6 separate regions of the Homo sapiens genome follow, and all the other regions are linked to region 2. Evidence: chromatin loops called from intact Hi-C (ENCODE). Cell type or tissue: PC-3. All regions are shown on one strand.

Region 1 (5,000 bases), 150 kb after region 2:
TGACATTCAACCACAAGAGGAAAAGTGATATAGGATAATGACGTAACAATTGAAGAATAGAAGGATGTAAAAATAAGGGTGTGTGTGGAATGCTCATTTATTTGTTAGTGAAATGAAATGTTTGAGCATCTACATGCTCTGAGAGACTGAAAAGGAGAGAACGAAAATAAGTGGAAGTAAGCCTCTGGAGAAGTTCAGAGGGAATAAAATTTGTAGAAAAACGTAGGTCAGACTTGAATAGGGGAATGTCATGTCATCCTCTAAAAAGAAGGAAAAGAGGGAGGTTGGAGCAGAACCAGAGACAGATCTTTGGTTATTTTTCTTTTCTCTGTGGAGTGTGAGGCAAGATCATATAATGTTAATTTAAAAGTTGCAAGTAAAGGAAAAAGCTCCTGGAAAGGGGTAAATATTTATAACAACTCCTTCAGATAGAATAGAAAACACACCAGAAACCAGCAAAGAAGCTGAAAGCAGCAGAGTATCCAATGGGGATAGCGATGGATTTGTACCATCTCCATTTCATACACATACTTACCTGGTTTTTCTCCAGCAACGCCTGACTGCTGGTGGTTGGAGCAGGAAAAATCGATTATTGGCAAGATCCAAATTGGGAGTAACAAATAAAAAGGGTAGGAATAGAAGCAGTTGGCAAGGGTACTCTTAAAGTAATTGACCTAGGCTACACAGAGAAGGAAGCAAGATCCAGAGGAAGCTCATTGACTATGAGAAAGTGCATATGTTTATCTGTATCAGGGGCAGGGATCGTGGGGAGTTTAAAGAATGAAAGTCCTGCTGAACTGGAACCATAGCTATAGGGGGAGAAAGAAACTAAGAGAGCTGGAAGTAAAGAAGGTCACTGTCCAAGAGTGAACTGTCAGATTTAGAGATTTCAGATATAGCTGTCTGGAGCAATGTCAAAGCCTGAGGACTTGCCTTGGAAGTAGGTTTCTAAAAATCGGGTGCTTTAGTGCTTAAAATGAAAACTGATGAAAGTGTGAGGTCAAAGCATCAGAGTGCTGAATGTTCATCCACATGGACTTCAATGTTAAGAATACTCTCAGAAGTAGGAAAGGAGAGGACATATGTGAGCCACATATTTGATAAATATCAGGGAATAATCTGGAGGTGACGGGCAACAGCAACAAGGACTGACAGAAGCTATGGAAATTGCCAAAGAGGAGAGGCTTTCCTTTTGGTCAGAAAGCAGAGATCTGCATTATCAACATGGAAAGATAAGACAACACTTGGTCCACCTCACAAGGTTACTCAGGGACTCACATAAAATAATGGACATAATAAGTCCTCCAAGGAGTGTTAAATGTAATTTAAATGAAAATTACTATTATCATGTATAAAATTATGTATAGATATAGATATTAAAGTCTGTACACACACACACAAAAGACCTTATCAGTCTTAGATACTGTCAATACCATTTACTATTAATATATCAGCAACTCTTATAATTTACATCTTAGACTTTATATTAACAATTCTCAAAGCATTTCATGCACATATTTCAGTATCTTCTCACAAAAACCTTGGGAGATAAATAGTGTAGATGTTGTTATTCACAGATGAGGAAACTGAGGATCAGAGACAAGTAGTGATTTGGCTAAGGCCGCTGTTAGTGACAGAGCCAAGACTGAAATTTTGATGAAAGAAATTTACAACTTCTAACTGCTATAGGACAGGAGAAAGCTTTTTACCAGGTGTTTATTTGCTTCCTGTTTTTCCTATACAACAACATCTAGGACATTTGGACACCTGATAACTCTGTTCTATATTTTTTTTCTTAATTACCATGTATTAGAATATTAGAACTCTGTGAACTTAAATGTATTGAATTTGCAAGGAAACTCTAACCTCAACAGCTAATTTCCTCTTCAAGGCTCCAAATGTTTACCTATTTGGTACAACTGCTTTCCAAACTGTCCTTGATAACAAAGACACTCTGTTCTTGAAAAATTTGATCATCGAAAAAGAAGAAAATCATTTTTCATTGATTTTCAGGCAAATATGATGCTACTTTTAATAGAAATGTGTCTACTACATTCAAACAAAATGGGAATATTTCAACACCCAAAGCATTCTTTAGGTTAGTTCTCAAAGGAGATTTTTGAGTTGGAACTCTCTCCTAACCAAAATTATGCTTTCAATAATAACTATATTTTTATGTTAATTGCTTGCTTAATGATTACATTTTAAACTTTGTGGGCCTAATTTTCCTCGTCTGTGATCCCTGGGATTGATGCGACAAACTTTTTGTAAAGTGTCTTGCACTTGTGAAACATTCAGTAATTAGTAAGGGTGATTTTAATCAGCCATAATTTGTAATTCTGAATTTCATCCTTAGAGTATTTCCTTCTTTTGTGTAAAATGTATCACTAGGGTGACACCAACAAGAGAAAATAAACTATTGCAAACTTGAATGGTTGCAAACTTGAAACCACAGCCTAACGTAGGAGAGGTTTACATACTAATTACTTAAAATGTGAAGCAGATAGGGAATCATCTCCTTAAGCAAGATACAAATACCTGAAAACAAAGAGAAAATATTCAGCAACTTCAGCTACATTAATAGTAAGAACTTCTGTGCTTCAAAAACACACAAAAAAGGAAGTGAAAAGACAATTCACAAACTGGAACATATATTATAAACCAACAGTATGAGTCATCGTTAATCTGTTTATGACACCAGGCAACAGCAAGTAAATAGTTCTGTAAGGAACTCCACTCATACTGCTTTTACTGCTAGGGTGTCCAGCTTGCTACTGTGTCCCTGTGATTTAAAAGACACAGGAAAGATACATCTTTAGTTTAGTTTTGTTTTTCCTGCTTCTTTAACATCTCTCTGCATCTTGGTTCATGCACAATTGGAGACTCATCACACGAACAGTCTAAGACTCGTCAAAGTCATGCAACTAGAACAGGGTTCTTCAGTAGCCTCTGTGTCTGTCCTACTCCTCAGTTCATGGCTCAGAGCTGGAGCTCCCTTCACTCTCCCCTCCGTTCTTCCCTCTTCTTAGCCTTAGATATGCCCTTCTCCTTTTCCCGTCTCTGCAGGGCCAGCCGGGGTGTCCAGAATACCAAGGGCCTTCAGATGTTGGATGACCAGTATGTCACCAATATCACACCCTGTGAGGGAGATGGAAACTAGGCCTGCTGGTACCAAGAGTTGGGCTAGGGAGGGAGTGAGGGTGGAGGACAAAAGAACAGGGAGAGGAAGCTAGCTCATCCGAGAACTTTGATGCTAAATTTCCTTTTGGAGCAGAAGCCAATTCCTGTCTAGATGCAGGCATGAGAAACAAGCAAAATGGCAGCAGCCGCGTCGGCAAAAGTAAACCCAGCTGTATTCCTAGGGACTAACTGCCTCATCAAGGCCTCGTGCCTGCATAAGTGAAGAATGGGAAAGAGACCTAAATAGGTGTACTATGCAATTCCTGATTGTTCTTCCTAAATGAAGCTTGGTGCAATCGATTTTGAAAAAGCTAAATGGCCTTAATAATAAGGGAAACACTTCCATAGTACTGTATTACGTGTTGAGCTCTGTCCTAAGCAGGTAACACACACGAACTCATTTACTTCTCAGTACAGCCCCTTAGAGGGTATCTATTATTAGGTCAAACCATATGAAATTGCCAACACTCAACCATTTTGACCTACAAAGGGCAATTGTGCATGGTTCAATCTGCATTTCACCTGCATTTTACAGATGAAGAAAGCCAAATGCAGAACATTCAAGTAACTTGCTAGTAAGTGACAAACCCTGATCTAGGCAATAGGGCTCCTGTTTCTGTGGCCGTGATTAACTGTGGAAATATCTGCCTCTCTACCACACTGAAATAAAATGATGGAAATGGTTTCTTCCAACCTAAAAATTCTATCCACGAATCTGTCTCCCAGTCTCCACACACCTATCTCTTCTTGACTTGCCTGTTTCTTTTGAAATGATATCACTGCTCACTCAGTCACTCAGCTGGAAATCTAAGAATGGATTTTGATTTCTTTATTTCTCTACCACCAGAATTCAAATCATATTTATTAAGTCTATCTCAGCAGAAGCTGCAGAATCATAGGACATGAGAGTGGAAAGGAACTTTAAAGATAATCTAGTCGTTTATCTGATGTAGACATAGAGCACAATCAGGACAATAGTCTGAACTCCTGGGTTCTGGTCACTGCTCTTCTCTGTCTACTACAGTTGTCACAATGGACAAATGCTGTGGATAATACCTCTTTGCTTCTCCAGAACTTCGGGACCAACTGTAATGCTGTAACTCTCACATATGACAATAGCTTGACTCACTAAACACATACTCAGTGTCAATCACTCTTCTAACGGAAGAATGAATTAGCAGATCAACTCTATGGTGGTTACTATTATAAACCCCATTTAACAAATAGAAAACTAAGGCACAGAGAAATAAAGTGATTTGTCCACGGTCACACATCTTGTAGACTAGCTCTAGAGGCTATGTCCTCCATTCATCCTTCATCCTGTCCTATCCTTCAGTGGGCAAACCTCAGACTTTGAGAAGGGGTTCCCAGGTCTCCCCTCACTCTGGGCTGAGTTGAATGTCCTATCTGCCAAACTCTCACAGCCTCTATTCATTATCACATTTATGTAAGTGACTACTTAGTTGTCTATTTTCTCCACTGGATTGCAAATGCCTTCAGGGCAATGACTGTGTTTTACTCTTCTTAATATTCACAGAATTTAATACAATACTTGGTACAATAATCATTGAATAAATACTCGTTGAATGAATGCGTCAAAGAATGAATGGCCACCTAGCTAATCTTTCTGCCTTCAATCTCTCCTTATTCCATGTCTTCCACCTTGATGAGAGTTGGGGGAACTAATGAGACAGTAAATGTGTGAGTATAATGAAGACAAGTGGGCCTTGTCTTCATTTGCCTTCCTTAATAATAAAAGATAAGCCTTTTGGTTATTTCTCCCCAAATGTTTGGTCAAGACCTTTCCACACTATTAATTT
Region 2 (5,000 bases):
TTAGTCATTCTCCAACTCTGATGCAATTGATATGATTTCAATACATTTATTTTAATTGTTAAAAATAACGGTTGGACATGATATCATTGGATGTACAGAACTATATCAACCTAATGATATGTTTTAGAAAATATACTTGTATTACTCCCAGATAGAGAAGGTCTTTATTGTTTGTCTGAGACAGGGTCTCGCTTTATTGCCCAGGCTGTAGTGCAGTGGCTCAATCATGACTCACTGCAGCCTTGACCTCCTGGGTTCAAGCAATCTTCTGCCTCAGACTCCTGAGTAGCTGGGACTACAGGCACATGCCACCATGCCTGGACAACGTTTTTAAATTTTATTTTTGTAGTGATGGGGTCTCACTATGTTGCCTAGTCTGGTCTTGAAGTCCTGGGCTTAAGTGATACTCCTTCCTCAGCCTCCAAAATTGCTGGGGTTACAGGTGTGAGCCACCACACCCAGCCAAGAAGGTCTTCTTAATACCCAAAATGCAAAAGCTGAAGGAAAACAATGATTGATTCATTTTACCACATAAAAATTTTAAACATCTTTAGTATTAATAGGGATTATTATATTCTAAGCACTCATATTAAACTATATAAAATAGGTTACGATTACTGTGCCCATTTTACAGAATAGGAAGTTAGGATTTAGAGAGATGAAGTAATTTAGGGCTCTAATGGCTAAATTGGTGAAGCCAGGATTTAAATCCTATAAGCCTGACTCCAAACTCCATGTTCCTAAGCCCTGCATTATATGTATCTTCACTCATATTACAAAAAGCTTTATAGTCAAAGCTAAAAAGAAACAGACCTGGAGAAAATATATGAAATATGTATTCACACACACATGTTCCCATACATTAATAAGGACAACCCAATAGGAAAATAGGGAGCAGAAGCAGGCAGCACACAGAGGGGAAAACTTAAATGTCCAATAAATGAATGAAAGTCCAGCCCCTCCAGCAATCATGAATGCAAATCAAAAAAACAAAAAGATGTCATTCCTTATGAGTTTGACAATTCAGAAGTTGATTTTTACAAAGTATTCTTACCCCCATTAAGAGGGTAAGACATACTGTTTTGTACCCCTTGGCCGGGCGCGGTGGCTCATGCCTGTAATCCCAGCACTTTGGGAGGCCGAGGCGGGTGACTTGCTTGAGGTCAGGAGTTCGAGACCAGCCTGGTCAAGATCGTGAAACCCCATCTCTGCTAAAAATACAAAAATTAGCCAGGCACAGTGGCGGGCGCCTGTAATCCCAGCTACTCGAGAGGCTGAGGCAGGAGAATCGCTTGAACCCAGGAGGCAGAGGTTGCAGTGCGCTGAGATCTCGCCACTGCACTCTAGCCTAGGTGACAAAGCAAGACTCCATCTCAAAAAAAAAAGAAAAAAGAAAAAGAAAAAAAAAAGACTTTTGTACCCTTCATACACTGTTGTGGTAGTGCCAATTGACAGTCTCTTCCTTAGGGAGGGTCACCTGGCACTAGTCACAAACTCCACATACTCTTCAATCCAGCAGTCTCCCTCCTCAGCATCCTCTCCTGACACAGGCACATTCTACAAAGAGGCATGCACACTGATATTCATTGCCCTATTTGCAGTAGAAAAAAAAGACAACACCGGGCAGAATGACTTAGATTTTCATGGAAAATTAGTGGAAAAAGTTGTAAAATATGTACAATTGATTTATATACACACATACCCCCCTACTGCAAAGCAAACTATGTACGTCCATATATGGATGTAAAAGCATAGGAGAGTATACACAAGCACACCTGGAGCAGGAAAGGGTCTAGAAGGATTTCAGCTTTTTCTGCCATAAAGATTATTGCTAAAATACATACCACACAACAAACCAACCCATTTCCCACAAATATTACTGTTTGACTTCTCACAAGATACATATAGATTTTTATTGTGTCTCTTCCTTCTGTGTTTCTCTTTTTTCCTAACTGAACTTTGTTCTTTATGCAGGCCCTCTTCCAATCCTGATATATTTTAAAACCTTTAGCATTTCTGCCTACAATATTTGGGTTTTCTTCTTTTCCTGTCTTTATTTAATAAGCCCCATACAAATATTTTCCCCATAATCACAATGTTTCCTTTTCACCTTGCTCAAGAACTGAGTTATGAGCTCCAAATGAGGTCTTTAAAAATTTAGATAAACTCTACATTGGCTAAGTTTTAGTCATTTGCACTGCTAATAAAGATGACAAACACGCTGAAGAAGACTTCCTCCCTTATAAAGGGGCTAGCACAGAAGGCAATACTGTTCATACTTCTGATTCTTGATCACGAGAATTGCCTTAGGCAATTATAACAATGACTCCTCTGACACATAATATTATTCAAGCGAGACAGATAAAGGCGTATGTCCTGTGTCACACAGCTAGGTGGTGACAGCTGCCTTAGCATCAGCACACTGTGTTCCCTCTAATTTCTTCACTCATCTCTAGGTGGCAGTAAATCTGGTTCCGAATACTGACTTTGAGACTCGGCTTTCTCCACATCCTTCCTGTCACTTCCTTTGAGACTAATTCAGATTCTTTCCTTAGCTTCTATTTCCCCATTTGTAAAATTGGGATGATGAGGACATCTTCCTTGGGTAGCTGTGACAATGAAAATGGGATCATCATGCATCAGCCTTAGCCCCACGAGTGCCACAGTAAACTCTCAGTAAGTGAGGTTGTCATCATTATTGTATATTTAAGATTATCTACCTATTCAGAAAACCCTAGTGACAGAGTCTCAATTGCTTTTCTTTTCGCATGAATGATTACTTGCTGAATTCATCAACCTCTTTAACATTTACCTTCCTTTATTGTGCTGGAACATTTTTAATGTCTTTTGTGGCTTCTCACTATGACTGCTTTGTTCAAAACTTATACAGGTCGAGTATCCTTTATGTGAAATACTTGGGCCAGAAGTGTTTTGGGTTTTGATTGTTTTCAGATTTTGGAATATTTGCATATATGTAATGAGCTATCTTGGGGATGGGACCCATGTCTAAACACAAAATTCATTTCTGTTTCATACACACTTAGCCATATACACAGAGCCTGAAGGTAATCTTACATAATATTTTAAATAATTTTATGTATGAAACAGTTTTGAATGTCTTTTGACTGTGACCCATCACATGAGGTAAGGTATGTGGAATTTTCCACTTGTGGCATCATGTCAGCACTCAAAACGTTTTGGATTTTGGAGAATTTCAGATTTTGGATTTTCAGATTAGGTGTGTTCAATCTGTATATATGGGTAAGATTCAGTTGTCTCCTTTAATCCTCGGCTGAAGGAAGCACTAAAGATTTTGGGGCCTTAATCTCCCATGCAGTGACACTCTCAAAGCCATTGACTCAGCTTCTCACCTGGGCTTCCTTCCAGTGAGCCGCAGATAGCAGTCATAGATAATGGCAGGGGCCCGGTGGCTGACCGCATTCCAGTACTGTGATGTGAAGCTGTTGCTGGTAAAATTAGCATTTGGCCTCCTGAAAGGTCTCTCAAATGGGATTTTTTCAAAGGTTGCCAAGACTTGGACTCCTGGGGAAAAAAGAAAGTAAGTGCTAGAGGAGAAAAGGAGAATATAAGTCCATCATAGTGGAAAGCATTTGTAATGGGTCAAAACAATAAAGACGAAGGATTTGCTGTGTAGAGTCAAGAATCAATTTCTGAGAACAATATAAAGATTTTTGTGCTGGGCAAATGGTTATCTGCAAACTGAAACAGTGTGAATGGGTTAATAATTGGATTCTTTAGTTGAAGCATTTACTGTAAAACAAACTATTGGGGAAACACTTGTCAATACAAGGAGGTACTGTTCAGAAAAACATGAATCTGCCTTTAATTCTAAGGTCATCCAGTCTATTCTGAAAGCCCCAAGACAGAGGCGAGAGACCTTATTTCCCTGGCTGGACCATTACTTTCAGAACCATTTAGAAAGTTTCTTAACATTTTATTTGAATCTTTATTAAAGGTTTAAGTAAAAGATTGTAAAGATTCTCAAGGCAAGATTTCTTTGTGTTAGTCTACTTCAAATACTTCTCTGGGAATATGTTAGACTCAATTGTCCACTCTGGTATCCAGAGTTTTATTCATAATAGTATTTTTCTTTTTATATTATTACTTAGATTAAGCTTAAGAACTTTTTATGTACATTTGTGAATTCAGTAGTTGTTTCCAAAAGATATTCATTTGAATTCAATTTTATTTAATGTATGTAGGTTTTTTTTCAAAGCATATGCCTAAGCTCATTATTCAATTATGATGATATCACTTATTATGGTAATATGATTATTGCCCTCCTTAAAAAAATACCAGCTAAAATCTGTCTGAAAATATAAATCCTATACAAAGAAGAGTCTCAAGAATCACCTGGTTCATAGGCATTTATTGAAACATTTGTGGCATTATTAAAACATTTGGTTCTGATAGCGTAAGAGATTCTGATCTCAACACTGACATTCTGATGTATATATCCATATACCTGTTCAACATTTCCATCTGGATGTGTAATAGACATTCACATTTAACAGCTCTAAAATTGGCCTCCTGATACTCCCACTACCAACCACCCCCTTCCCAATGCATACACAAACTTGCTTCTTCACTAATCTTCTACCTCTAACCAAATGGTAATTCAGTTTTTTTAGTAGTTCAGCCAAAAACTTTGGGGTCATCCTTGATTCTTCTCTTTAACAACCCACACACAATTCAACAAAATCTATCAGCCTTCTGTTTGAAAAATACCCAGAATCATAATTTCCACCTTCTGTGTCTCTGATCCAAACCACTACTGTAGCCTGGAGTGTTGCAGTACTGTCCTAAATGGTCTCTGCCACTACCCTTGTACTCCTACAGTCTGACCTCCATGTGGCAGCCGGAGTGATTCTTGTAAAATGTAACTCAGAATATATTACAGATACTTCTCCATTCAGAGCCCTTCAGTGGAATCTCATCTCATTTGGAGGCAAAGCCATGGTCTGGAAGGCTTTGCACAC
Region 3 (5,000 bases), 230 kb after region 2:
ACCTCAGGGGATCTGGCCACCTCAGCCTCCCAAAGTGCTGGGATTACAGGCATGAGCCACCATGCCTGGCCCAGATTCTTTCTTTTCTTTTGTTTTAAACTGTGGCTTTTCAAGTTTCCTCACATTATTTATTCAAGAAACTGTTCTTTCCCCCATAGTGTATTTTTGGTGTCTTTGTCAAAAATTAGTTGACTGTCTATGCTTGGGTTTATTTATGGGTTTTCTATTCTGTTTTATTGGTCTATGTGTCTGTTTTTAATCCAAGTACCACACTTTTTTTGATTATTATAGCTTTATAATATGGTTTAAAATCAAGAAGTGTGATGTTTACAGCTTTGTTCTTCTTGCTCAAGATTGCTTTTGCTATTTGGGGTCTTTCATGGTTCAATACAAATTTTAGAATTTTTTTCCAATACTATAAAAAAAGTCATTGGAATTTTGATAAGGACTGCATTGAATCTATAGATTACTTTGGGTAGTAGGAGCATTTTAACAATATTGATTCTTTCAATATATGAATATAGTACATCTTTTTATTTATTTGTGTTTTCTTCAATTTCTTTGATCAATGTTTTGTAGTTTTCAGTGTAGAAATCCTTCACCTCTTTGGTTAAGTTTGCTCCTAAGTAATCCAGTCTTTTTGATGCTATTGTAAATGGGATTGCTTTCTTGATTTCATGGTTGGACAGTTGGGTGTTAGTATATAAAAGTACAACTGCTTTTTATATGTTGATTTTTGTGTCCTCCAACTTTACTTAATTTGCCTACTAGTTCTAAGAGTTTTCTGATGGAGTCCTTAAGATTTTTTTTTACGTAAGACTAAGTTATTTGCAAATAGAGAACATTTAACTGCTTCCTTTCTGATGTGGATATTTTTATTACTTTCTCTTGCCTAATTGCTCTTGCTAGGGCTTCCACACTATGTAAAGTAGGAATGGTGACTATGGACAACCTTGTTTTGTTCTTAAACTTAAAGGAAAAACTTTTAGCTTTTCACCATCAAATATAATGTTAGCTGTGGGCTTGTCATATATGGCTGTTATTATATTGAGGTACATTTGCTCTTTACATAATTTGTTGAGATCTTTCTTCTAATCCAGGAACAAATCCCACTTGATCATGGTGTATGATCTTTTTAATATGCTGTTGAATCTGGTTTGCTAGTGTTTTGTTGAGGATTTTTGCATTTATGTTAATCAGGGATACTAGCTTGAAAAGTAATTTTCTTTTCTTGTAGTGTTCTTGTCTGGCTTGGTATCAGGGAAATGCTGGCTTTGTAAAATGAGTTACAGAGTGTTCTCTCATCTTCAGTTTTTGGAAGAGTTTAACAAGGGTTGGTACCAATTCTTTTTTATGTACTTGGTAGAATTCACCAGTGAAGCCATCTGTTCCTGGACTTTTCTTTGTTAAGGAATTTTTTATTAATAATTCAATCTCTTTACTCATTATTGGTATATTCAGGTTTTCTATTTTTTCCTGATAATTTTTTGTAGGTTGAATGCTTTTAGGAATTTATTTCTTTTCTTCTAGATTATTCAATTGGTTGCTATATAATTGTTCATGGTAGACTCTTATCATCTTTTGTATTTCTGTAGTATCAGTTGCAATGTCTCCTTCATTTCTGATTTTGAGTCTTCCTTTTTTTGTCTAGCTAAAGGTTTCTCAATTTTATCTTTTTAAAAAAAAAAAGTCTTAGTTTTACCAATTTTTCCCAGTGGTTTTCTAATTTCTATTACATTTATCTCTGCTCTGATCTTTTTTATTTTCTCACTTTTGTTAAATTTGGGCCCAATTTGTTTTTCATCTAGTTCCTTGAAGTGTAAAGTTAGAAATTTTACTAAGTTTTACCAGTGAGTTTTACACTTTCATATATTTTTGTGTTGCTAATTAGTATTTTTTTCTTTCTGCTTAAGCACTCCCTCTAGTGTTTTTTATAAGGAAAGTCTAGTGGTGATGAACTCCCTCCCCTTTTGTTGGTTTGGGAGTCATTATTATCTCTCCCATTTCTGAAGGACAGCTTTGCCAAGGAAAGTATTCTTGGTTGGTAGTTTTTTTCTTTCAGCACTTTGAATATATCATCTTGCTCCCTCTTGGTCTTCAAGGTTTCTGATAGCCTTATTGAGGTTCCCTTGTGTGTAATACGCTTCATTTCTTTTCAAAGCTGTTTTCAAACTCTATTTGTCTTTGATTTTGCTTGATTATAATGATTCTTAAGGAAATCTTTGTGTTGAATCGATTTGAAATCTTTGAGTTTCATATACCTGGACATTCATAGATCTCCTCAGATTTGAAAATTATTCTGCCTGCATTTATTTAAACAAGCATTGTGCTTTTCTCTATTCTTCTGAAACTCTAATAATGGAAATATTAGGTCTCTTCATGGTGTCCCATAAATCATATAGGACTTTTTTCTAATTTTTTTATTCCTCTTTCTCCTCTGACTGGATAATTTTAAATAACGCATCTGTGAATTTGTTTATTCTTTCTTCCGTTCAGTTAAGTCTGCTGTTAAACTTCTTAATTGCATGTTTTAGTTGTCATTGTATTCTTCAGCTCAAAAATTTGTTTTTTTTTTAAAATATCTTCTATCTTGTTGAACTTTCAATTTTGTTTTTGCATTTTTCCTGATTTCATTAAATTATCTGCTTTATCATGTAGCTCACTCAGGCTTTTTAGAATAATTATTTTAAATTCTTTGATAGGCAGTTTGTGGATCTCCATTTCTTTGGGCTCAGTTAGTTGAAGTTTACTGTGTACTTTTGTTGTGCCATGTTTACCTGATTCTTTGTGATCCTTATAGCCTTGAGTAGGTGTCTGCACATTTGAAGAAGCAGTCAACTTTTTCAGATTTTATGGACTGGCTTCCCTAAGAAAAGTCTTTCATTTGAAGGAGTGGGGTGGGGCATGCTGGAGTCTGTTCTGGCACTGGATCTAGTAGTGTGCTGTGCCAAGTGTGGAGCTTGTGGTGGCTCCAGGTTTGGAGGGGATGTTTTGTGTCTCATCAGCTCAGACAGCTAGGATTCATGACATTAGCAACTGTGTGATCCTAGGCAGCAATAGCTGTAGGAGTTTCATGGTGGCAGCTAGGATTGTTGGGGACCTCAGTAGCTTCTCCAGGTTCAGCAATAAGGGATGGGAGCAGGCAGCAGGAATGGGGGCTTGGGCTGGCAGTATGCATGTGCTTGGCTTTAGAAGTTGGGTGCAGACTTGTGCATAGTGACAGAAGCTAGCTGTGGACACACATGTGTCACATGTGTGTCAGGGCTAGGGGAGGGGCTGGGGCCAACTGTGGACACATTCATTACTGGGAGTTGACAGTGTATGTCATACAGTTATAGGAGTTAGAGTTGGTGGTGTCTATGTGTGTGGCTGCAGGGCTAATTGCAGATTTGCTCACAGCAGTGAAGGCTGGTGACAGGTGTCAGGCTGCAGGGGTCCACCATGGGTGCAAGCACAGTGGTGAGTGCAGGCAATGGGGGGCAGGATCAGCTGTAAGTGCACATGCAGTGGCAACCAGTGAGACTGGCAGTAAGCAAGTATGTGGCTACATGGGCCAGCTATGGGCACATGCGTGGATGTGTGAGGCCTGGCAAGGGGGGTTGAGGCTGGCTGCACACGTGCACACGGCTGCACATGTGGCAATGGGAACTGGGGCCTGTGGTAGGGGCCCAGGCTACTTGTGGGCACGTACACTGCAGCTGTGCTATGTATCCAGGCCAGGGATTCCCCAGTAGTAGTGGCTGGGGGTGGCTCCAGGGAGAAGGGAGGAGAGGAATAGCAGCTCAGGCAGCTAGATAATGCAAAGGTGATAAACTTCAAGGCCCTTGGTGTTGAAAGCTAAAGGGGTCCCCTGTGGCTTTTCTGGCTGTTGCTTTCCTAGGCAGCAAAAGCTGCTGGAGTCCTCTGCAGAACAGACCACCGGGGTTTGTGATGGTGAACAGTGCAGCGTTCTCAGGAGTGAAATCTGTGGGGCATGCATGGTGGCCACCAGGGCTCTGGACGTCCTCAGTGGAAAAGGCTGCTGGTGTCCTGTGCAGAAAAAGTCCCTGGGACCCTGGCGGTTCCTGCAGCTTAACTGATAATGGTAACTCCCACCTTTTTGTGTCCCTAGTCATCACCGGATGTCTCAACAATGTTGGTCTCACCAGCAATCTGGGTGAGGTGAAACTGAGGTGGGTCACTTAGGCAGGGTCCTGAAAGGCTGGGGTAGCTGGTTGTTCACCTCACTGTGCTTTTTCCTGTGAGGGGAACTCCAGAGCTGGGGAGTTTCCATGTTGAGCAGTTCTGACCTAGTGAATGGGATGCTGTAGGCAAAATAAAACCATTTTTTTGTGCAGTTATTCTCAAGGTTTTGTGTGTTTTTTTTTTCTTTTTTTGCTTTACTGTGTTTCTATAGCTTTTTAAGTAGGCTCCTGGCTTTTCTATAGTGAATTTTATTCATGGATAGCTGTCCAATTGTTGTTCTTTATGGGGGAGAGGAGGGGTCGAGACAAAGACGGGGACCTCCCCTTCTGCTATCATGCTGACTTCTAGAACTTTTTCATCAACCCAAACCAAAACTTTGTATCCATTAAACAATTTCCTATTACCCCCTCCTCCCAACCACTAGTAACCACTATTCTACTTTCTGTCCCGATAAATGTGCTTATTTTAGCTATTTCATATGAGTAGAATCATATAATATTTGTCATTTTGTCTCTGGTTTATTTCATTTAGCATAATGTTTTAAAGTTTATCTATGTCATAGCATGTATCAATTTTTTTTAAATAGATTTTTAAAAAAGAAGTTTCAGACCTTTATTTGAAACCAGGATTTATCCTTTCAATTGCGAATTACGGGACATCTTTTTTGTGTTTAAAGGTATTTTATAAATTGCCAATTGCTTCTATTCACTTCACTTTCCCTTCAGGCCAAGCAAAGTAATCTCTGTACTTTCCATTCAGTTTCAGAAAATTCAGTGTCAGAAAACTGAATGGAAAGTATAGATACTTCCCATATT
Region 4 (5,000 bases), 290 kb after region 2:
TCTCTTCACCATCTGATAATAGGACATAACTTGCTTAATTTTATCTCCAGGAAAATCTCACTTTGGCTTTGTTCTAGTATCCTAAGACAGTTCAAATTTTTTAAATGAGCAGAACTCTTTATTCAAATGAAATCTTACCAGGTATGGAAAATAGATAAAAGCTGAAGTTTCAGTTAAGGTAGACATGGCACATGGTCCACAGCTCAGCCCACATACCTTTCCGGTCCCCAAGTCTCCATCTCTCATAGCTCTAAAATATTTTGTGGAGCTGGGTTTGAAAACAAGTGTCATAATAGGATCTACAAAAATCCGAGGCAAATAAATATCTTAGATTAGTTTATTTGCACACTCACAGACACCTCCTCCACTCACATGTGTACACACGATATATATATATATATATGTATATATATATGTATATAAGTTATGCATAAAGAAAGACCTGGCTATTTAAAAATAGCACTATAGAAACCAAATAGAAAATATTATTTCTGATGCATTTGGAAATGTTAATGGAGAATAAATTTCAATGGTTTACGAGGTTTATGGTACATAGCATGGTCTGGTTTACACAAATTGACACTGGCTTCTTTTGACCAAGAGCTGGATTTTATTTATATTCTGGTTGGAACCTTTGACTCATATGATCAGACACCCACATTACCCCTTTAGTCTAAAAAAAATCCACTTGGATACACAAGAGTGAAGAAGGTAGCATGTTGCTGTCTCCTTTGTGGATTGTGGTTAGTGTAACACGATCGTGAACAAAAGGATCATGAAACCACACGGTGTGGGCATGGAATACTTCAAAGTAGCAGCTGCTTTCAAACCCAAAAGGTTTACACAGGCAAATTGAGCGTGTGGCTAGTTAGTGTCCTAAGATGACTTGAGTGGAGATTGAACCCAAGGGAAAGGTGAAGGGCACTAAAAGAAAGATGCCATCTTTGGCTGAACACCTACTGTATGCAAGAGACTTACCATGTATAGTCCCTTTTTATTCATAGTACAATCCTACTAGGTTAACTTCTGTTTACAAAAGAGGACACTATAGTTGGGAAAGGTTGATTTAGTTTATCTAAATATCATACTATCTCCTTGCTCTTCCCCAAACTTGCCAAGCATGCTCCCACCTCAAGGCCTTTGGTATTTGCTTTTATTTCTGCATAGGATTCCCTTCCAACAGATAGTCTCATATCTCAGTTTCTTATACCACACTGTTTCCGCTCAACTTTATCTTCTTAGTGGGGCTTTCTTTGATCACCTTTCATAAGATATCTCTCTTTGACACTTGCTATTCACTTCCTGTGCTTTATGTTTAATGGCATCTATTGCTACCTGGCATTATATAAACGCATATTCTTCAGTTTTTCATTTGTTTTTCACAGTGGAATATAAACTCTATTAGAATAGGGACCTTGTTCATATAGTTTACTGCTTTGGCACCAATACCTGGCAAAGCATGTGTCTGGAACATAGCAGATGATCAATAAATATTTGCTAATAAACAAAGGAATACATGTGTACCAAGAAATTAAATAAAAGGCAGAGGAGCAGGGCATTTTATTCCAATTTTAGTCTTTTAAGAACTGAACATTTTAATCTTTTGCTTATGCCCTGTGAGTCCCTTGACCTCCCTGGACTCAAATTGTCACTTGGAAGATTCTGTCTTACAGGTTGAGTAGCAAAGTGGATAGCTGTTGGAGATACTAATACACATATCTCTTCTTTCATGGTAAGTGTATCAGAATATTCTTTGGGAGAACTATCTCTTTCATATCTTAGCAAATTAAGTGGATTCTTCTCATCCCCAGCTCCATGGATGAGTCTTGACTGGCTAAAGTCAATTAGTGAAGACCATAATTTTGGCCAATGTAATTGAGTCAGGGGTGGTCACATGTCTGATACAAGCCAATGAGATCAAGGAGTCATTTTTTTCTGCCTTCTAGCAAACATGCATCCTCATACTTCAGAAAATGTTCTAATAGAGATGATCATTTTTTTCTTTTGGGGCACAAAAAAGTGATTGTGAAGATGTCAAGTAGGAAAATTCTGAGTTGTAGCTAGGGTTTATTTAACGAATACTGAATCTCTACTATGTGAGAGCTGTCAGGTACTATTTTAGACATTGAAGATATGATGGTTAACAGTAGAGATAAGGTCTTTGTTCTTATGGAGGTAATATTTTATGGGGAAGACAACAAAATAAGTAATCCAATGGATATGATAACTTCAGCTAGTGATACACGTTGTGAAGAAAATTAAAATACATTACCTAATGGGGAATAAATGAGGGGCTTTACATTGCGCTAACAGGTGGGGCCTTTCTGGGGAGAATTTCCAGCTCTCCATATACCTGCCCCTTTCATCAAAAGAATATAATGATTTGACTTTTTAAATAAATAAATTATATTACTTTGAGTGATTTTTGGTCATAAGCAAGTAACAGCTATTGTAAAATTGTAAAATAAAAATTATAATATATTATGGTCAATAACATTACCATATGACCATCCTGTATATTTTAAAATTTTTTATCAAATATGTCAGAAAATACCTTCTTTCATCTCATTGACCTCTACTGAGTGAATGCGATCATCTCTAAGCCAATCACCTTGTCCAGGATTATGGGCCTCACTAATTGGCTTAAGCCTACCCATGGACTTGAGACAACCCTATGACTGCAGTCAGGGAGGCTAAGAAATGTTACAAAGGAAGTGTCATGAGAACAGCCAGAAAAATGGGGGGATTGGAATAAAATAGACAATGAAATCTATAATCTCTTCTTTCTGCCCCATGCTACAAACACACTAAATATCTGGACAAGTATTAACACAACTCTAAGAAAAAAATGTGACATCCCAGGGTGTCAGAACTTAGGAGAAGCTCAAGGCACAGGAATAATCAGAAGCTGAGAGCACAGCAGTGTAAAAGAGAACAAGTCCCAAACACAAAATATAGGGCAGAAGATACAGTCTTTACTCCGTGAAAGAAGGAATGCTGAAATTAAGCTCCTGTATAAATCTGGATTTAATTATGAAAAAAGGTCTAGAAAAACTCCACCTACAGGCCAGACAATAGAAAACAACAATAAAAATGCTTGTCATTCACCTGGGAATGTGCATAGGAGAAAGGTCACCCCAGTCTTCAACAATCCAGGCTGACAAATTGTCATTAAAACTGGTCAGAAGAAGTTAAACCCTTGGAGATCTAATCATTCAGAAGGGGACACTTTCATAGCCTCAGGCACATAAAACTTTCATAAGAGGAGAAGAAACATTGAAGATAAATTGACAATTCAAATTTAAATAACCCACAAGGAAATAAACCACAGAGGAAACATCATTAAAGTCAGCTACTACTTAAAAATGACAGTTACAAAAACAACCTGGATTTTCTAGGGGACAGGGCCTGGCTTCTTATGGTCAGGAGCTGAGGTGGGAATATTTGGAAGCAGTGCCAGTGTGGAATGAAGTCAAAGCCCCAGAGGCTTGGAACAATGGCTGGAGCAGCTAAGAGTGAGGATTGCTAAACCAGAGTGGCAGGAACTCTGTTGAGGCCAACAGGCTGTGGGAATTTCCCTAAAGCCAGCCAGGTTCCTATAACATTAAGGTTGAGGGGATATTGATTTTCAAAATGGCAAAGAGAAGGGAAGCTGAGTCTGAGACACCTGCTCTAAGCCAAAATAAGTGAAGCATCTGAGATTGTGCCTGGAGAGGGGAACACATGGCTGACAGCATGTGGAGAGTTGCTCAGAATTGACTCCGAAAGCCGAAAATAAGCATGACTTCAGAAACCAGATGGCCAAAAAGTGAGAAGTCAAGCAATTGTAGTGCATGATTGTCAAAAGAAACAATATATAAAACATTTAAACACCAAAAGACTGACAATATAAAATTTGGCAGATATAAGACTATGTATAAAAATACTTTTAAAAATAAAGTATGCAATTACAAATGGTGAATATACCAAAAATATCAAGCATAAACACTTTTTAATTTTATTTTTTCCAGCTTTATTGAGATATAGTTAACAAATACTGTGTATATTTAACTTTATGTGTGTATATATAGAGAGAGAGAAAGAGAGAGAGACATACACACACACACACACACACACACACACATTGTGAAATAACCACCAGAATTAAGCTAGTTAACATAGCCATCGCTTCTTGTAGTTACCATTTTCTTTCTTATTTTATTGTGGTGAGAATACTAAAGATCTACTCTTTTTTATTTTTTATTTTTTTTAAAGGCAGAGTCTCACTCTGTCACCTGGGCTGGAGTGCAGTGGCGCAATCTCGGTTCACTGCAACCTCCGCCTCCTGGGTTCAAGCGATTCTCCTGCCTCAGCCTCTCGAGTAGCTGGGATTACAGGTACCCACCACTATGCCCAGCTAATTTTTTGGATTTTCAGCAGAAACGGGATTTCACCATGTTGGCCAGGCTGGTCTCGAGCTCCTGACCTCATGATTTGCCCACCTTGGCCTTCCAAAGTGCTGGGATTACAGGTGTGAGCCACCGCGCCCAACCCTAAAGCTCTACTCTCTTAGCAGTTTTCAAGTATACAATACAATATTGTTAACTATAGCACATTGCTGTACATTAGATTTCCAGAACTTATCCATCTTGCATAACTGAAATTCTATAGTCTTTGACCAATATCTCCCCATTTTCCCCTTCCTCCAACCCCTGGAAACCACCATTCTACTCTCTGATTCTATAAGGTTGACTATTTTAAATGCCACAGAGACTTTTCAAAAACAGATAGAAACTCTAAAAGCTATTGTGGATATGTTTCAGGTGAAATTATAATAAGTTACAGAAAGAACAACAGAATACACTCCATGTGGTTAAGCCCATTAGAGAAATATACTCTTCTCGTGGAGAGAAGGTGGTGAGCAGGTTGGGGAAAGCTTCGGATTGCCTGTGACTCTGTCTTTAGTAAATCACCTCCAGATGAAGTAGGAAGCAAAATGCATATCTATCTATCTAACTATC
Region 5 (5,000 bases), 240 kb after region 2:
GTATGTTTTTTTATCTGCCTTTTGCATATATGTTTTGTTTTCCTTTTTTTCGGCACAGCTTTTATGTATTAGTCCCATGCTGGTTTCTTTCTTTTTCTTTCTTTCTTTCCCTCTTTCTTTCTTTCTTTCTTTCTTTCTTTCTTTCTTTCTTTCTTTCTTTCTTTCTTTCTTTCTTTTCTTTCTTTCTTTCTTTCCTTCTTTTTTTTTTGAGACGGAGTCTCATTCTATCACCTAGGCTGGAGTGCAGTGGCACAATCTCGGCTCACTGCAACCTCTGCCTCCCAGGTTCAAGTGATTCTCCTGCCTCAGCTACCCATGTAGCTGGGATTACAGGCACGCGCTGCCACACTCAGCTAATTTTTTTGTATTGTTAGTGGAGACGGGGCTTCACCATGTTAGCCAGGCTGGTCTTGAACTCTTGATCTCAAGTGAGCCGCCTGCCTTGGGCTCCCAAAGTGCTGGGATTACAGGCATGAGCCACAGTGCCTGGCTGGTTTTTTTTTTTTATAGTTATTACTCATCCTCAAATGGATGCCAGAAACATGCTAATACATACATACACATGTACATACATACATACATACATACATATTGTAGTTAGGAATGGTTGAGGATGACAGCAAAGTATTTAAATCATCAGCTCTGTGTTGCAGTTTGACTATAACCGTTTCCCCTCCCTCTTTCACCCCACTTCACCTCCAGAGGTCTCCCTTAGCTAGAACACCACATTGTGAATCTCTTCTTTCTCTCTCTCTCTCTCTCTCTCTCTCACACACACACACACACACACACACACTCCTCACCTACTCTTCCCCTACTTCTCACAGCATGATTTGACTTTCTACTGCATTTTTCCTGCATTCCGAGTCATTATCCTGGGTCTCCCTAAGGACACCCCCCTCTCACCATTCTCAAAGCCTCTTTATACCCAAAGAGCTCAACACTCTAATCAAAGGAATTTTTAGGCTACTGGTGACATAAACTTCTTGGGAAACTAGTTGTCTTGGTCTAGCTCTTAGGAGTCTCTCTTCTCTCATCTTCGTCTAGACTTCCCAGTGCTTGGCAGATATGCCTCCTAGTTTGTGGCTTGTGGTTGTGTCCTGTTCCAGGTCTCACTGAAGATAGATTATTTTTCCTCTACTTTTTTTGTTTGCTTTTGGTGGAGTTTGAGGGAGTGGAGAAGAGTAAAACATCTTCTACTTCCCTTTCTTTAACCAAAAATCTTCAGAATTCTTTCAGTCAATTTGAGATGTTCACTTGGATGTCCCCCAGACACATCAAAACTAACATGTTAAAAAATGTAAACATATTCCTTTCTGCCTTGTACCACAAGCCTTTTCCTTCTTCAGTTTTTCTTATCTCAGTCAGAAGAACCACCATGCCCCTGTTGCCTTGATCCGGGAATGCTGGAGATTTTCCGGACTTCTTTCTCTTTCATACTTACAACACCTAATGGTTGTCACGTCTTGTATATTTTATCTCTTCTATACCTTTCAAGCTCATCCCTCTCTCTCAGTGCCCACTGCCATTTCTGTTTTTTTTGTTTGTTTGTTTTGTTTTGCTTTGTTTTTTGTTGAGACAGAGTTTCGCTCTTGTCACCCAGGCTGGAGTGCAATGGCCTGATCTCGGCTCACCACAACCTCCACCTCCCGGGTTCAAGCGATTCTCCTGCCTCAGCCTCCCGAGTAGCTGGGATTACAGGCATGCGCCACCACAGCCGGCTAATTTTGTATTTTTAGTAGAGATGGGGTTTCACCATGTTGGTCGGGCTGGTCTTGAACTCCCGACCTCAGGTGATCCGCCCTCCTTGGCCTCCCAAAGTGCTGGGATTACAGGCATGAGCCACCATGCCCGGCCTGCCCACTGCCTTTTCTAAGATGCCACCTCTTTGTATTAGGTTGGTGCCATTACTTTTAATGGCAGAAACCGCGATTACTTTTGCACCAACATAATAATTATCGCAATTACTGCTCTCCTCCAGGACTGGCTGGCCTTGATGTTGTTTGACCATTTTTCTGCTGTGTTAGAATGCTAAAGAATAGATAGGAGAGAAATGGGAGAGGTATACAGTATAAATTGTCTCTTCCAAATCTGTTCTTGAGCAACTTTCAGAAAAATCACAAATGTGTCTCTGATAGTGGGTTCTTTATAACATGATAAAGTCTACACTTTTGTTCTTAAGAAGAATGATATACTTAACTACGTTCTTAAAAACAACAAAAGGTTCTCATTTTTCTGGTATGTTAGCAGTGATGGCAGGAGGGTGGAGTCCTGGGGACCAATTCAGCAGTACAGCCAAGGGAAAAAATAAAGCTTCAGTCAGTCTTTCAGCAGGCCAGGGAAAATTATTGCTAGAGGACACCTAGTGGCGCTTTGTAGTAATTCACTTACACTAACAAATTGTACATTTGAATATTAAGAGCACTCACTATACCAGGAACTTGTCAACAAATATAACACAACCATGATAAAACAGCAAAGTACAAACCAAGCCTGGTGTTAAATCTAGTTGTATTGGTTGGTATGGGCTAACTGCTGTAACAAACAACCTCCAAACTTAAGGTGCTTAACTTAATAGAGTTTATTTTGTGTCCTCACACAGTACGGATGCTCAGCTGGTGACCTTCCATACAATAACACAGAAAAAACACTTGATCGCATGGAAAACAATGTACCTTATACTTGTATAGGAATATTTAACATCATAAATACATCACTTCTCAAAACAGAACAAATAAAACAAAATACAACATTGTATGTAGAAATGGGCATGGAAAATTGGCAAGACTCATTGAACTACATTTAAGAGCTATGTAATTCACTATACATAAATTTTACCTCAATTTAAAAATGAATTTTTTTTTCCAAAAGAACATCCAGTAGAAAGCTGACAAAAAATAGCAATAAAGGTTAAGGGTAGGGGACACACCATATGTTAAAACTCATGAAATCCCAATAATTAAAAGAGAGTGGTACTATAATTTTAAAAAATTACTAAAAAGGAGAGAGATTGGTATGGGCATGAGAGTAGGCAGGTTAACGAGCTAGAACAGAAAACCCAGATATGCCCAAGTGCATACAGAAATGTAATAAAAAATAAAGTAGTCATCAGAAATCCAGTCACCTATTCAATGAATGTATTTGGGATAACTGTAAATATCTGTATTCTGCTTGGAGAAAGGAAGAAAAGAAGGAAAGAGAAACAAAAGTTATTCATGCTTGAGAAAAATCCCCTCAAGCATTGTATTAGTCAGGGTTCTTCAGAGAACAGAACCAATAGGATGTGTGTGCATATATGTAAGGAATTTATTATGAGGAGCAGCTCATGAAATTATGGAGGCTAAGTCCCAAGGTCTGCAGGGTGACTCAGGAAGCTGGAGACCTAGGAGAGCTAATGATACAATTTCAGTGTTAAGGCTGGCAGGCTAGACACCCAGGAAGAGCTGATTTTTCAGTTCAACTCTGAAAGCAGGAAAAAGCTTACATCCCAGTTTAAGGCAGTCAGGCAGAAAGAATGCTCTCTTATTGGGGGCGGGTCAGCCTTTTCTTCTATGCAGGCCTTCAGTTGATGGGATAAGGTCTTCCCTCATTAGGGAGTATACTCTGCTATACTCAGTCTACCGATTAATCTCATGCAAACACCTTCACAGATACACCCAGAATAGTGTTTAACTAAATATCCAGGCATCCTATGGCCCACTGAAGTTGACACATAAAATTAACCATCACAGTCATCATAAAAGATTTACATTCTCTGACATTTTATTCTCTTTCCTGAAATCTTGCTGTCACAAAGGATCATAATATTTGACCTGAAAAGGATGATAGAAGAGATATTTATTGCAGAATTTTGCAGCTATATTTTTAACATACACATGGAATTTCTCCTCTACTTCTTGCTGAATACAGGTAAGCCTCAAATCTATGACATAATATTTTTTAAATGAAAAAACATAGAGAAACTCTTGCTCTTTTCATCTGACAGAAAGGCATCAAATCATGTCACCTCTGGTTGCCCACTAAATTAAAAAGACCACTTGCCATTGATTGTTGCATTTTAGGATCCTATCTATTCCTGTGTTAGCACACTCCTGACCAAAAGGACACACACTGTTCCTCATTCTCTTTTTTCTATAATGGGTTTGCATTTGATCTATGCTTTGGGTGATTAATGGTGGTTAGTTAACTTTGATATTTAGCTTGATATTGATATTATGTATTGATATTATATCAATATCTGATATTGAGCTTACTCTGATATTTCAGTGAGTGCAACAGAAATCACTCCAAGGTAGGTGAAAGTATGGAATCATAAATATATTCTTGAGCTTAATATGACATTCATGTTTGAATCCTGCATGGTCCAAAATTGTCCAAATGATCTCACAATTGGAAAGGCTCTTCAAGAGGTAGAATTTGAACAGAAGGCTTTCTGAGTATGTCAACCAGTGTCACTTTTAAACCTAAGGGCACCTTTCTGCAGAGCATTGTAGTCCTGGGGAAAGGAAGAACTTAACTGCTAACAGGGATCACCTCGGCATGGTTTAGCTAATTGATATCAATGGCTCACATGATTCACTGATTTTACATCTGCTTTTTTCCTTTGAAGCAATTCAAAACCATATTATTTGGTGTCTTAATTGAATCAAGCTAAAAGAAAGTCTTTCTGATTTTTACAGAAAAAAATCAATAACCAAAGATAACTGCTGAGTTAAGGCAGCATTCCATCCTCCATGTCTCATAATGAGAATACATTAGCAAATAAAATGATCAAGAATGAGCCTTTTAAATGACAAATGGCTTTGTAATACTAAGTCTTAATTACCATGACTAAGACACATGCCCATTACACCAGAAACATTCTTTGTTCTTCCAGTTTTCTCACAGTGCAAATTGTGTGTATTTATATGTGAACTGGAGAAATTAATCACTGCCTTTCTTCACTGGCAACTGTTTTCTCTCCCTATCCAGCAACCATCATTGGAAGATTGGAGATAAAA
Region 6 (5,000 bases), 170 kb after region 2:
GGTGGAATTTTGTGTTAATATGTATGCATTTGTCTTTCATATTCCATAGCTTTCATCAGATTCTCAAATTGGTCTGTTACCCTCTTCAAAGGTAATACATGTTCCAACAGAGCCTACAATGTCAGAATATATTGGTAGGGACAAGCATGCTGGTGGTCACTGTGCATGATCCTTCACAAGGCTATATTTGTGAATAAGTAAGTTTTCATGAGTGCATGGGAATTAATGCAAAATCAAGGAATTCTTAACACTGATGAGACGTTGCCAGAAACAAATGCACTCAAGAATGCTTCTTCCTCAGGAGATAGGAAAGCAGATGGTGAGATGGTCAAGATGATCATATGCTTTATAAACCCCAAAGTGATACCCTAATATAAGCCATTTTATTTATTTTCAACCTCTCCCTCTTCCTCTGTAACTGGATGTCACATTTTAGCTTCCTTTAAGGAAAGCATATTTTCATTTACTTTAATTTCTCTAATAGCTGTATGATTTACCAACTCATGGTGATTTACATCTCTTTTATAGATAATTATAGCCCAATGTTAGAAATAGGAGTAAGTGAGGAATTTGTTAATACAGCAGGGGCAGAAGCAGCCCTCAGAATTAGGAAAAGAGTACTGTAAAGACGTGGATCCTGAGAAATACTACCGATGAAATATTGACACACGCGTCGGCCTGGTAAAAACCTCATGCCCATCTCCTAGAAGTCTCACACACAAATATCCCTTCTGCGGAAATGCCTGCTCTTGCAGTTTAGGTGGCTGCCTTAAGTTTTTATTTAGTCCCTTGCCCCCCTTTCTAAATTTTGGACTAACTACACCTGTCAGTCAAATCTCCAGCTCTTATAAATGGGAATATACAGAGATGGGTAATTGAAACCACGGGGTAATTCTCAAATTTCCATTTGCCCAGTGTCAAATTTCTCTCAACCTAGCAAACAGAAAAGCACGATCTACCTGAATTCCCTGGTCACTTTTCTGACCCTACTCTGTCCTTGCTCATCACATAATGGGGGCACTTTACGTGATTCAACGAGTGGCCAAACTCTTGCAGATCCAGCGATAACCTTGGTTGCTCACACCACATAACTCAACCGTGGAAGAAATGGTGCCACCGCTGGCAGGTGAGACGCCTTCCTCTGGTTTGTAGGATACGATTGGGCATGAATTGTTTTAATAGACTGAGACTGCCCCGCGGGTAATTCTACTTGCTAGGAGTGTTGAGCAGCCTTCCTGCAAGCCATCTACTCCAGTTGGGAGTCTGCTGGCACCTGCTCCCCTGCACACCCCCAGGATGCCCAGGCCGCAGGAAGATGTCTAAAACTTCCTACAGGGGCAAAGCCCGCCCTGGCCTCACCAGTCGCCCCAGCGCGCGTCAGCCACGACCCCGGCGAGGCCCAGGTGGGAGGGTAGGGACGTGCGCAGCCTGGGGTGGGGCTGGGGGCTGGCGAGGACCTGCTCCGGGGACCAGGACTGGGCGCCCTGGCGGTCCCAGGCACCGGGAGGGGACCTAGGACCGCTGCCGTTTCACACGTGGCCCCGGCATTTTCGCGCTCTCTCCAGGAATAGCCCCAAGGGCCCAGGAGGCCTGGGTGGGACTCGGCCCCGCGCCTCTCTTCCCGGGTCCCCAGTCCCCAAGGCGCGGCCCCCCACATTAACCTTGCTGGGTCCTTCCCGGCTTTCTGCCCTTTGCAACCCCCGCGCGCCCCACCTTGGCGGGCTCCGCCGACGCCAACCGCGCGTAAACGGCCGGTGACGATTGGGGTGCAGCCGGGGGCAGCTTCAGGGGGCAGAGCCTCCGCAAATGCTTCTCTCCTCCCACCCGGCCTCACACCCACCCTCCTCGAGGTCCCGCCGGGAACCGCCCCGCCCTGCGAACCCAGCCGAGCCCTCCCTCCTGGGCCACCCCCAGTCCGGTCTCTGCTTTTGGAGCGCGTGGGCTCTGCGAGCGCCAGGGCTGGGGACCCTGGAATACCTGTTCCTCCAGCACGAGGATGGGGTCCAACTAGTGGTCCTCTAAATCCTGCTCCTTCCCCGAGGCTACGGGAAGCGCTCCAGCCACAAGGAAACGGCTCCAGTCTTTCGGCTCCCAAACGTGACACTCTATATATCCGGCTCGGAGACTGGGTGTGGGGCGGGAGGAAACCACCCTCCCTCCGACCTTCCCCGGCTCCGCCGCTGCCTCGGCACTGGGCGCGAAACCGGCGGCAGCCTCAGCCCGGGGCGGGAGGAGGGTGAGGGGCCAGCGAAGGCCCTACAGGTCGCGGGGGCGACAGCATCGTGGGCAGGGCGGCCGCGCGCGCAGGCCCGCCCCGCGCTTCCATTCGTTCAGCACCAGCGGATCCACTGGCTATGACTCCCGCATTTGTGTGGTTTGGGGGAGGGGAGTTGGTTTTGGTTTCGGTGGGTTTGGTTTGTTTGTTTGTTTGGGGCTTTTGTTTTGTTTTGTTTTGGGTTTTGGGGTTGGTTTTTTTCTCCATTTTTTAATCAGTGGGCGAGGGGACAAGGAAGCTAGAAAGGCGCCCCTCTCTGGTGTGGGAAAGGAGAACTCCCACACCGTGAAAGGTGGCGGGGTAGGGGGGTGGAGGGAGAGACCGAGACAGGAGAGAGATTCAAAGGTTCTAGTCTGAACTGAACGCTTGGGGGACATACCTTTCCCCACCCACCCTAGCAGAAAAGGCAGCCAAAAATCCCAGTTTACTCAGCTTGACTACACTGCACATCCCGTGGGAGGGATGCTCTTGTATCTGCTAAAGACATTGCGGAGGCGCCCTGCAGTGACCCACGAACGCAGTGGCTTTTTAAAACCCAAGGGCGTGAGGGTGGAGGGTGATGCGAGGACTTCAGGTGAGGCTTCCTCACACTCGGGGTTTGAAGGGCAGAAATCCGGCTCTGCCTGCCTATGGTGGGGTGGGGGTGGGTAGGAGACTAGAAAGGATCAGAGATGGGGGCCGCAGAAACAGCAGTGAGCCAGCTGTGCTCAGCAGCACTTCTCCGGACTTAAAAGAAAAAAAGATGTTTCATTTCTTAGCCTGGTAGCTTTTTTGGGATTTGGTCATTGTTAAATTTTAAACGGAAAAACAAGCTGCCAGGGAAGCCTTGTAGAGGGATGGACAGGCACGTGAGTGGAGCCCTTGGCCTCAACCAGGAAGTGCTGAAAAACGGCCAACGCCCATCCTAATTCCCTGGACAATGTAGGAGGTAAATTTCCAAATAAATATGGTGTGTTAAGAAAAATAGAAAAGAAATATTGTCCTATAAGCTGTTCTGATTCTCCTCATTATAACAATCCACATGCAATTAAAGAAATAAAATTTGACTTTTGAAAGTTAGAATTAAGGAGTGATTTCATGAAATTAAAATAATAACACCCATCTTGAATTCTCTACTACTGGGCTCTTTAATGAAATGTGTTAAGCTAAGTGTAGCCTAAAGGCACTGACTAATTTCCTCTGGTGACCGCCTGAATGCAAGAGACAGAAAAAAAGTTACAACCAAATTTATAGTATTTTTCGTTACCCCTCCCCTCCTCAAGAATAAATTTGAATGTATCTTCAAAATGTGTGTGACAGCACTTCAAATGATAATGTCAAATGCTGGTGAAAACGTATAGAAATCACTTAACAGATAGCAGATGGAAGGTAAATTGTAATCACGCTTTTGTTGGAAAGCAATTTAGCAACACATTCCCAAGGTGTTCAGTAACGAAATTTTTTCTTGTTCTGGACCTAGATTCCCATGTCTTACAATGTATTCAAAGGAGATAATCCATAAAAGAGAAATGCCGCATGTACATAGTTGCATATTTATTACCGAGTTGTTTATAAAGTAGGAAATTAAAAGCATACTTTCAGTGGGATGTTCATAGATAAAATACAACATTAATTATAGATTACAAAACCACAATTTGATTATCACCATTTAAAACGCTATTCATATATGTAGAATGTATTAGTTTGCTAAGGCTGTCATAAGGATGCACATAAACTGGGTGGATTAAACTATAGAAATGTATTATTTCATAATTCTGGAGGCTAGAAGACCAAGATCAAGATGTCTGCAGGGTTGGTTCCTTATGAGGGCTTTGAGAGAGAATTTTCCATGATGCTTACCTACTTCCAGTGGTTTCTTGTTGGCTTGTAGACACATGACCCCTGTCTCCTATAATCTTCATATGGCATTCTCCCTATGTTCATGTCTGTGTCAAAATTTATCCTTTATAAAGATACCAGTCATATATGATTTAGAGCTCACCTTAATGGCCTCATTTTAACTTTACTAATTAAATTTGCAACAACCCTATTTCCCAATAAGGTCACATTCTAGAGTACTGGGAGTTAGGACTTCAATATGTGAAACTGGCAGGGGCGGAGAAGAACGCAGTTCCACCCATAACAGATAATAACAAAAAGAGGCAATGTAGTGGGTTGAATAGTGGCCCCAAAAGATATGTCCTGAGGCAAATCCCCAGAATCTGTGAATGTGACCTTATTTGAAAAAAAGACTCTATATTTAACTAAGTTAAATATGTTGAGATGAGATCATCCTGGGTTATCCAGATGAGTCCTAAACCCAATGGCAAATATACTCACATGATAAAAACAGAGGGAGATTTGAGATACACACACACTGGAGAAGGTGATGTGAATATAAGGCGGAGACAAACTGGAGCCACGTGGAAGCCAGAGAAGCCAAGAAATGCCAACAGCCACTAGCAGCTGGAAGGGGCAAAGAAGGATTCTCCCCCGGAACCCCTACAGGGAGCATGGCCTCAATCTTAATTTCAGTTTGCTAACCTCCAAAATCATGAGAGAATAAATTTCTGTGTTTTAAGCCACCCAATTGATGTTAACTTTGAAAGGAGTTAGCCAGCTTGCTTTAGGCAGACAGTAAGGAAGGGTCCCCAGAGAACCTCCAACCCATGTTTTGTGCAGATAAGGGAACTTGCATAGAGGACTTACCTAAACATGCCTTCAGAGGACTAAGGACCCACATGCA

Evidence for each region. A loop is a pair of places that touch in the nucleus more often than their neighbours do. Peaks named below come from ENCODE experiments on the same cell type or tissue, not always from the same donor. Only the 100,000 strongest peaks of a DNase experiment are listed, where the experiment ranks them.
Region 1: it touches region 2 in a loop (2.5-fold over the local background); 4 of 110 quality-filtered maps call a loop at or near these places.
Region 3: it touches region 2 in a loop (10-fold over the local background); 79 of 110 quality-filtered maps call a loop at or near these places.
Region 4: it touches region 2 in a loop (3-fold over the local background); 2 of 110 quality-filtered maps call a loop at or near these places.
Region 5: a loop joins it to region 2, with 7 times the contacts of the local background. A loop is called at or near these places in 80 of 110 quality-filtered maps.
Region 6: it touches region 2 in a loop (2.7-fold over the local background); 12 of 110 quality-filtered maps call a loop at or near these places.

Annotation. Positions count from the first base shown.
Region 1 is chr12:29,162,649-29,167,648 of GRCh38, reverse strand. All of the region lies in intron 1 of FAR2 (fatty acyl-CoA reductase 2), which reads right to left. Among named protein-coding and RNA genes, the nearest start is that of FAR2, 16 kb to the right of the region's middle. In PC-3, no CTCF peak of the experiment used is centred here; DNase peaks (open chromatin) are centred at 2,688 and 4,288; H3K27ac peaks cover 2,569 bases.
Region 2 is chr12:29,315,384-29,320,383 of GRCh38, reverse strand. FAR2 (fatty acyl-CoA reductase 2) reads right to left here. Exons shown (of 12, transcript NM_001271783.2): 9 at 3,372-3,543. FAR2-AS1 (FAR2 antisense RNA 1) reads left to right here and starts at 2,536. Exons shown (of 7, transcript NR_103860.1): 1 at 2,536-2,676. In PC-3, a CTCF peak has its summit at 2,427 (motif pointing right); DNase peaks (open chromatin) are centred at 2,413 and 3,393; H3K27ac peaks cover 499 bases.
Region 3 is chr12:29,085,702-29,090,701 of GRCh38, reverse strand. No RefSeq gene overlaps it. Among named protein-coding and RNA genes, the nearest start is that of FAR2, 61 kb to the left of the region's middle. RefSeq lists an enhancer at 4,272-4,321. In PC-3, CTCF peaks have their summits at 1,684 and 1,900; a DNase peak (open chromatin) is centred at 1,971.
Region 4 is chr12:29,022,377-29,027,376 of GRCh38, reverse strand. No RefSeq gene overlaps it. Among named protein-coding and RNA genes, the nearest start is that of FAR2, 120 kb to the left of the region's middle. In PC-3, CTCF peaks have their summits at 2,846 and 3,046 (motif pointing left); a DNase peak (open chromatin) is centred at 3,116.
Region 5 is chr12:29,071,188-29,076,187 of GRCh38, reverse strand. No RefSeq gene overlaps it. Among named protein-coding and RNA genes, the nearest start is that of FAR2, 76 kb to the left of the region's middle. In PC-3, CTCF peaks have their summits at 710 (motif pointing right) and 2,364; DNase peaks (open chromatin) are centred at 2,347, 3,317 and 4,847; H3K27ac peaks cover 1,654 bases.
Region 6 is chr12:29,146,385-29,151,384 of GRCh38, reverse strand. FAR2 (fatty acyl-CoA reductase 2) reads right to left here and starts at 2,107. Exons shown (of 12, transcript NM_001271783.2): 1 at 1,978-2,107. RefSeq lists silencers at 1,740-1,889, 2,200-2,259. In PC-3, a CTCF peak has its summit at 2,495; DNase peaks (open chromatin) are centred at 2,114 and 2,364; H3K4me3 peaks cover 1,933 bases; H3K27ac peaks cover 682 bases.